Regions from separate parts of the Homo sapiens genome. Here region 1 is linked to region 2. The links are chromatin loops, found by intact Hi-C in ENCODE. Cell type or tissue: dorsolateral prefrontal cortex. All regions are shown on one strand. Each heading gives the region's core, and the rest is flanking DNA. Links, peaks and the distances in the headings are about the cores only. Region 1 overlaps SLC39A11 (solute carrier family 39 member 11). Region 2 overlaps SLC39A11 (solute carrier family 39 member 11).

Region 1 (4,395 bases), core at 155-4,154, 56 kb before region 2:
CGGCATGATAGTAGTTTGTTCCCTTTTATTGCTAAGGAGTATTTCATTTCATAAATATACTACAATGTGTTTATTCATTCTCCTGTTGATGGACATTTGGGTTATTTCCAGTTTGGGGCTACTGTGAATAAAGCTGCTGTGAACATTCTTGTGCAAGTCTTTGTGTGGACGTATGTTTTCATTTCTCTTGGGGAACAAGGAGAGGAATGACTGGGTCATATGGTAGATTTTTTTTTTTTCTTATTTAAGCAAAAGTACTTTTTCCTAGTTTGGAGATTGTAAGCCAAGCTCCTGCCCATCATTATCACTGGGTAGGCGTAGCTAAGAAGAGTCAGGTCATTCAAGCCCATCTACGTTAATTAATAACTGTAATTGAAGCTGAATGTAATTGATTATAATTTTGAGCCGTTGGGTTTAATTCTGTAAAATTATTTAAAGCTGGTATATTATGAAGGCTTCTTGATAAAAGCAAATTAAGTACAGATATAGCTCCCATATGGATTTGATTCATACTGAGTCATGATTAATAACTGACATGCCAAATTTAAGGCTGACTCAATGCAAAATTCATGTGGCCGCTCATCATGGGTTTCTGATTGACTGACTTGATATTGAACAGACATGGGCAGCCTCATTCTGGAGGGTTACCTGCAGATTCCTTCCTTCTTCCAAGTTTCTCTGTCTGCTCTCTGGTCTCCTGCCCTGTGTCACATCTGGATTATGTCCAGAGCCCAACAGCTGGATGTTGGTGTCCCATCTCCCCACTTAAATCAATTCTGCTTGCTGATGCCAAGTTACCCTTCCAAAATGCCTCCGTTACCCTGCCGAAGACAGTGGGTACTTAATGCTGACCTGCTCCATGCTGGCTAAGCTGCTGCAGCATCACGTGTGAGGCTTTAAAACACAGTGTCCATACCCCTGCCCTGGCAAATCTGTTTCTGTAGGTTGTGGAGGGGAGCTGACATCTGTAGCTTGAAAACTCCAGGTTGATTTTATAGTACAACCAGAGTTGGAAACAAGCCACCCATTGTGTGAAGTCCAAACCATTCTGCCTGGTTTCATCATTATACCCAAATGTCTGGTTGTAAACTCCTCCCTGCCTTCTTTCGCCTTGTGGACTCCACAACATAAGCCTCTGTGTACTTGCCTCCAGACTCTGCCCACTCTGCGCTTCCCAGCTAGAAAGTTCCTAACCTCATTTCCTTTCCAAATTGTGTCCAGCCTTCCAGAGCCCCTCCCTGTTCTTTGATGTTCTGCTTTTTAAATTTTGAAACAATATTGGTATCCCCTTTCTTGGCATGACTGCAGACTTTCTTAATTTATCCTATCATATGTCTTCTGTAGCCTCTCTTATTATAGTCCAGAGCCAGCTCCTGGAGGCAGCGCCCAGATCCACACTAGCTCTTTCTTCCTCTCTTGCAACCCCCTGGGGTCTGGCAGAGTGTTGGCCGTGTAACAGTCTCTGCTTAGGAATTGCTGATTGACTTTTAACTGTTAATTTTATATCTGATTTGGAGAACAACTTGGAGACAACTCTTGGCTTCTGTACTTTCTGGGTAATTCTTCTTCTTATTATTATTATTCATTTTGAGACGGAGTTTCACTCTTGTTGCCCAGGCTGCAGTGCAATGGCGTGTTCTCGGCTCACTGCAACCTCCGCCTCCCAGGTTCAAGCAATTCTTACTGCCTCAGCCTCCCAAGTAGCTGAGATTACAGGTGCCCGCCAACATGCTCGGCTGATTTTTGTATTTTTAGTAGAGATGGGGTTTCACCACGTTGGCCATGCTGGTCTCGAACTCCTGACCTCAGGCGATCTGCCTGCCTTGGCTTCCCAAAGTACTGGGATTACAGGCGTGAGCTACCATGCCCAGCCTCTTTCTGATTATTGCTTTGACCTACATGGATTGCAAGTTTGTGTGTCCTCCTTAAGTACACAGTAACCTCCTTGAGGTTAGAGTCTATGTTCCTTTGGTTCAATAAACATGAGGGAGGATCTGCTCCATAGTAGGCACTGAGTTGGGTGCTGTTCTTTTGAACTGTGTCTTCCTGTCCTACCTCTGTGTACCTTTTTAGAGGTGTGAAGAGTTGACACATTCAGTGCATTGTAAGTGAGCTATGTGCAATAATTTTCTTTCCCCTATTTGTTACGAGAAAAATTTTGTTTTGTGGCTTGGATTTTGTTTTGGTATTGAAACTGTCACTACTATAATAAAGGAAATGCTCAACTGTACCCATCGTGCCAGAATATTCTGATGTATCCCTTAACTCTTCACAAATTCATTTCTATTGCCAGAGCTGAAATTCCTTCAAAATGAACACTTACACAGAAATGGAAAGGTTTGCCTAATGTGGGGTAGGTGTTAAGTTGATTTTTTTTTTAAATCATTCTATGCTGGTACCTCTGACACCAGAGGGAAATTAATAGCATTATAAAGTACAGATCCCTGGGGCATTTTGCATGATATTTTGAGAAAAGAGATCGGATTATGAGCCTTTCTAGGTTTTGAGAACTACAGGAGGGAAACAGGGATTTTGTTCTCAGGGACTATGAAGAAGAGCTTGTAAATATCTGGTGATTTTAAATGTTTTCTCCAGTCCCTTTCAGCCTTCTGCTGTTAAGGCTGTGATTTACAAGCCTTCCACAAATGCACAGTCCAGGTGGGTGTTAAGGTTATCATGCAGAAACATTTCTGAAAATTGAGTTTTTGTACATAGGATTCTTTACTCGCATTGGATTTTCATTGTGAAATCAGGGTGAAGATGTGGGAAGATGCTGGGTGCCCCCATTCCAGCACATAAACTATCACTTTTTCTCCTGTTTTCAGCCTGGTATCCCCACCCTTAGCTGGGCTGGGGGTCCTGCAATGTCTGGTGGGACAGTTGCCTGGCTGCCTGGGGTACAGGAGGAATCTGGAGTTTACTTGCTTCTTACCCAGGCTTCCATCAGGTCTCTTTTAGGCCCATCTGCACACTCATTGTCAAAGGCTCCCTGGCTATTCTGGGGCTTTGTGGGATGAAGCACCTTCCTTCTAGTCTCTTCCTTCAGCCCCAGGTGGCAGCCTTCTTGAGCATCCATCAGCGATTACCTGCTTCTCTCTTCAAGCTTCCAAAATGTGGCTGCCATGTCCTCTTCCTTTCCTTCTGACTTTGGCCTTTGGATCCTTCATATCCCTGTACCTTTACTCCAGTGAGAATTTGGAAGCTTGTGTTCCATTGGCCATGTTTAATTAGAAGCCCTACAACGTACATTCTGTGATATTCCAAAGTGGACTAGGAATTTCACATTAGTGTAGTAAACCTTTGAAAATTAGATTTAGAGGGGAATTATTCTCTGATTGGATATACTGAGTAAGTGATACTGTTAATACTGTTTTTTTTTTTTGTTTTTTGTTTTTTGTTTTTTTTTTGAGATGGAGTCTGACTCTGTTGCCCAGGCTGGAGTACAGTGGTGTGATTTTGTCTCACTGCAACCTCTGCCTCCTGGGTTTGACTGATTCTTCCACCTCAGCCTTCCGAGCAGCTGGGACTACAGGAGTGCATCACCACACCTGGCTAATTTTTGTATTTTTAGTAGAAACAGGGTTTCACCATATTGACCAGGCTGGTCTCAAACTCTTGACCTCAAGTGATCTGCCCACCTCAGCCTCCCAAAGTGCTGGGATTTCAGGCATGAGCCACCGTGCCTGGGCATGTTATAATCATTAACTTTTAATAAGCTCTTTATTTGGAAGTATTTTAGATTTTAAGAAATGTTGCAAAAATAATACAGGGAATTTCTGAATAGTGCCCTTCATCCAGTTTCCCCCAATGTGAACATCTTACATAAATAATCATGACACATTTGTCAAAGCTAAGAATTAACATTTGTTTGTTACTATTCCCTAAACTCCAGACTTTATTTGGATGTCACCAGTTTCCCCACCAATGTCCTTCTTCTGTTCTCAGATACCAATCAGGATACAAACTGCTTTTAAACTGTTCCTATTTTAAAGTGTAATTTACAGCAGAGGGAGGCGTACCTTTTATTCAGAGACTTAGACCAAAAGTATAACATCTGTATGTTTTGTTTTGAAATCCCCAACTTTAGCTGTGCTGCTGGGAGGGGATTCTAGTGTGACTTACAAAATTGCTTGTTTCTCTACCTACTTCTAAGGAAGTCATGGGATATTAATGGGTTTAAGTTTGTGAGGTTTGATTTATCTTTGTGAAGCAAGTATTTAACAGGATTATTAGCCCTGTTCATTAGTGGCCACAAATTTTCTAGTGCTGGGTTTTCTTGGAGTAGTTTCTATCAGAATATCGGGGAATGCTATGGGATCGATTGCATTCAGTTATTGCTGACACTGATTCATCTCGGACTTCAGCTTTGGGATTCCTTCCCTGATAATGGGGGAG
Region 2 (4,395 bases), core at 66-4,065:
TACACACCTATGTACTCACAAAAATAATAAAAAAGAGAGCTGACTTTTACGTGGCTCTCTTTTCTGGTTTATAGATGCTCTTTTTAAACCATTCATGCCAAGAGTAATAATGGAAAGTAGGCTTTGCTCTTTTACGATTCAGGACGAGAACATGGGAAGAAGTAGCCCCCACCGGCTGTTTGTTTTTTTAAGTGGTGTCATTTTTGGATGGGTGAGTGGATGAGGGAGATTGTTCCCAAAACAACCGTTGGGGCTTCACCTTTCTCTGTAAGTGTCATGAAGTTTTGGAGTGGAGAAAGACTTGGTGTGGAAGAGGAAGGGGTATTCTGATTCAGGACTTTGTCTTTAGGCAAGGAAAAAAACATTTCTTATTTTCCAGAGATTGCTAAAGAATTCTAGTGCAAGCCATCTGTTCCCCTAATAGCCCATTCAGTCCCCTTTTTGGGGAATGGGGAGCATATTTTAACATTTCTGAATTTGCCATGGGAGTGTCAGGGTACCTCTTACTGATTTCTTTAGTAGATTGTGGGATTAATTGTTCATTCCATCTTATTTCTGTCACAAATCCAGGAACTGTATGCTAAGTGCCCCATTCACTCAAACTGGATACACTTTACACAAGTACATTTGGTGATTACCTAATAAGAGACAAACTTCAGGTCCTTGTGGAGTGTCTTAGTCCATTAAGTGTTGCCATAAAGGAATACCTGAGGCTGGGTAATTTACAGACAATAGGTTTATTTGGCTCTCAGTTCTGCAGACTGTATAAGAAGCATAGTGCCAGCATCTGCTTCTGGGGAGGGCCTCAAGAAGCTTCCAATCATGGCAGATGGTGAAGGGGGAACAGATGTGTGACGTGACAAGCGAAGGAGCAAAAGAACTAGCAGGATCTTTCAAACAACCAGTGCTCTCCTGAACCAACAGAGTGAGAACTCGCACATTACTGTGGGGAGGGCAACAAACCATTCATGAGGGATCTGCTCCCGTGACCCAAACCCCTCCTACCAGGCCCTCCTCCAGCACTGGGGCTCACATTTCAACATGAGATTTGGAGGGAACACACATCCATACTATGTCAGAGCTTTGTGGTTTATTGGACAATACCCTGTGCTTTTATTCTTTCCCTTCTGGTATAAAAAACTAGTCATTGTAGTTGAAGACAGTAACCAGTTCATCCCTCATGTTGGCGAGGCTGGTCTTGAACTCCTGACCTCAAGTAATCTGCCTGCCTCAGCCTCCCAAAGTGCTTGGATTACAGGCATGAGCCACCATGCCCGGCCTGTGATTATGTCTTATATCCAATCTACAAGTGCTTCTCACACCTGAATGTGTGCACGGTTCACCCCGGGAGCCTGTTAAAATGCAGATGATGATTTGGCAGGTCTGGGTTGGGGCCCAAGACTGTATGTGTCTCCCAAGCTGTCAAGGTGGCTGATGCTCCTGATCCATGGAGCCCCCTCGGGCTAGCTGGGGGTGGAGGGTGCAGCAGTGTGGCAGTAATGGGACCTCACAGTTGGAAGGGTCCTTGGAGGGTCTGTGGGCCAGTGCCTGGCAGGTGGCGCGTCACACTCGACTTTCTGATGTTCTGATTTAGGAGGCTTTGGGTGGAGCTTAGACGTCTGTATTTCTAAAAAGCTTCACCGGGGCTTTGTCTGCATGGCCAGGCTTGGCAACCACCAGTTTGTCCAGCTCCCCAGCCGTGGTTTGCATCACCTCAACATCTCCCCCTAGTGGTTGTGTTGTGACTAGGGTGTCCTGGCTTTCAAAGCTAGCTCCACAGCCGTCAGGCTTCTGGGGGACCCTGGAGTCTTACTGGGGAGTGAACTGGTTTCCTAGGGCTGTGGGAACAATATATCACAATTTGAATAGCTTAAACAACAGACATTTATTGTCTCAGTTCTAGAGGCTAGAACTTTCTGGAAAGTAGTTCTAAGATTCTGACCTCAAGATGTCAGCAGGGCCATGTGCCTCCTCAAGGCTCCAGGGAAGGATGAGCTCCAAGCCCCTCTCCTAGCTTTTGGTGGTTCCTTGGCTTCTAGTAGCATAACTCCAGTCTTCCCGTAGTATTTTCCTTGTGTGCCTGTCTCTGTGTCCAAATTTCTCCTTTTTATAAGGAAAAAATCATATTGAATTGGGACCTGCCCTAATGACCTTATCTTACCTCGATCATTTACAAAGACCCTGTTTGCAAAAAAGGTCACATTTATAGACAACATCTTTTGCAGGAATGCAGTTCAACCCATCACAGGGAGATAGGGCATCGATTGCAGGAAGATTAATAAATAAAAGACAGTAATAAAAAGTTAGGCCTGGCCAGATGCGGTGGCTCATGCCTGTAATCCCAGCACTTTGGGAGTTTGAGGTGGGTGGATCACCTGAGGTCAGGAGTTCGAGACCAGCCTGGCCAACATGGCGAAACCCTGTCTCTCCTAAAAATACCAAAATTAGCTCGGTGTTGTGGTGCATGCCTGTAGTCCCAGCTACTCGGGAGGCTGAGGCAGGAGAATTGCTTGAACCTGGGAGGTGGAGGTTGCAGTGAGCCGAGATGGCGCCCCTGCACTCCAGCCTAGGTGAGAGAGTGAGACTCTGTCTCAAAAAAAAAAAAAAAAAAAAAAAGGCAGGCCCCATGCAAATAAAGAAGGTTTGCATGGAAATGAATGTCACAAGTGGGTAATACCTGATAGGGTCAGATATAGCTGGCTAGTCCCGTCAGCAAAGTTGTGGGCAAAAATTCAGAGAGCGACTCTGTGACATGTTCCTCCTTCTGTGGGCGCTGTCTGCGTGGCCCTCACTCAGCTAGCTCTTTCTGTCCTTTCCCCCCTGTATGTCCCTCCCAGGCCACTTAAGCATGAGCAGATCATTGCCTTGTACCTGGTGCCTTGTGGAGTGGCGTCAGCCACGTGGAGTGTGCACATTCCTAGGGAGGTGTGGCCCCAGACAACTTACTGTGTTTGCCCTGCCTCTAGCCCGGCTGGGCCTCCTAGTGTGCTCTGATGAACTAATCAATGCAGGTTGGATTTTTGGAGGGGAGAATTCTTTGTTCCTAACCAGAGAAAATTGATTCCATAAGAGGGTTATTGCTGCTGTGTGCAATTCTCTAGAGTTATTGGATTGCAGAATCATTAGCTTTAGAAGTAAATGAAATAGATTTGGGATATTGTTATGTTTCAGATAAACAAATGGCCTTCCTCCTTATTCATTTAACATTCTGCTTCCAGAAGGAAATGTCAGATGACTCAGAGCCTGATAAAATACTTTGTGGCACACAGGAATGGTAACCAGATGCGGTGAGACTTCACCTTTCTCAGCCCCTGTAAAAGGCGTTGCTTCACTGCGGTGATTCTCACATTTGAGAGTGCATGAGAATCCCCTGGAGGTCTTGCGGAAACACGGGTTGCTGGGCCCACCAGAGGCCTGGAATGGGGCCTGATAACTTGCCTTGCTAACAAGTTCCTGGGTGTTGCTGATGCTGCTGGCCTTGGGGACCCCACTTTGAGAACAGCTGCTTTGCTGAATAAAACTCGAACTCCTGGGAAGCCTGTGGATTCAGTGTGCCTGGGCTTTACATGTATCCCACAACACCCAAGGGAAAGGAATCTTATTTCTTGAATTTTCTTTTTCTTTTCTTTCTTTTTTTTTTTTTTTAAATGTCTGAGTTCCAATAAAGCTTTATTTACAAAAACAGACTGTGGGCCGGGTTTGACCAAGCCCCTTCAGGTCTCATGGCTACTTCTGTGCCCATCCTGGGGTGGCTGAGTTTGTTCTGCCCATGCTCTGTGCAATGCAATGCTACAAGCAGCTTTCAAGGCCGTTCTGCTTCATGGGGGAAGAACAGGGGCAAGAGCTGGGTTTTTTTGCTGCTGATAGTGGCAATTCGATGGGCCTGCCTCCTGTTTCTCTATTTCAATGTGGCTCTGAGGCTCCCAGAATCACTCCACGATTCCAGCCCCACTCTGAGCCATGAGAAACCTGAGGCTACCCAGGTCCTCTCTGCCTGGTTACCCCTCTGCTGGCACTTCTCTGGAGCTTGCCACCCCCCTGAACAGCACTCAGGAAAGGGGTCTAGAGGGCCCCTGCTCTTAGATTCCCAAATCCATCTGGGGATTTCACAGATCCCCACTTCCCTTGGAGCCTTGCCCAGATGGTGAGGGCAGATCCCAGGGTTCCCTTTTCCTTAGTAACTCACCAGCTCTCAGCAACCCCTCTTTTCTTCCGACTTCGTTCTCACCGTTGGGCATCTTTATGGAGTCTGGGTGAAGAGCCTGGCTCTGATTTGAAAGAGAAAATTGCCCACAGCCCATCACTCAAAAGGTACAAAGGGATCTGTGGTGAAAAGTCTTTCTCTCACCTCTGTCTTCTGGTTACTTATTTTATTTCCTCAGAGGTGACCACTTG

What was found. A loop is a pair of places that touch in the nucleus more often than their neighbours do. Peaks named below come from ENCODE experiments on the same cell type or tissue, not always from the same donor. Only the 100,000 strongest peaks of a DNase experiment are listed, where the experiment ranks them.
Region 1: it touches region 2 in a loop (3-fold over the local background); 1 of 110 quality-filtered maps calls a loop at or near these places.

Annotation. Positions count from the first base shown.
Region 1 is chr17:73,039,997-73,044,391 of GRCh38, reverse strand. The region is part of intron 3 of SLC39A11 (solute carrier family 39 member 11); the gene reads left to right. Among named protein-coding and RNA genes, the nearest start is that of SLC39A11, 50 kb to the left of the region's middle. In dorsolateral prefrontal cortex, for the core only: no CTCF peak of the experiment used is centred there; no DNase peak of the experiment used is centred there; H3K4me3 peaks cover 1,141 bases; H3K27ac peaks cover 826 bases.
Region 2 is chr17:72,983,629-72,988,023 of GRCh38, reverse strand. The region is part of intron 4 of SLC39A11 (solute carrier family 39 member 11); the gene reads left to right. Among named protein-coding and RNA genes, the nearest start is that of SLC39A11, 110 kb to the left of the region's middle. RefSeq lists a silencer at 1,707-1,756. In dorsolateral prefrontal cortex, for the core only: a CTCF peak has its summit at 1,739 (motif pointing left); a DNase peak (open chromatin) is centred at 1,693; H3K27ac peaks cover 1,011 bases.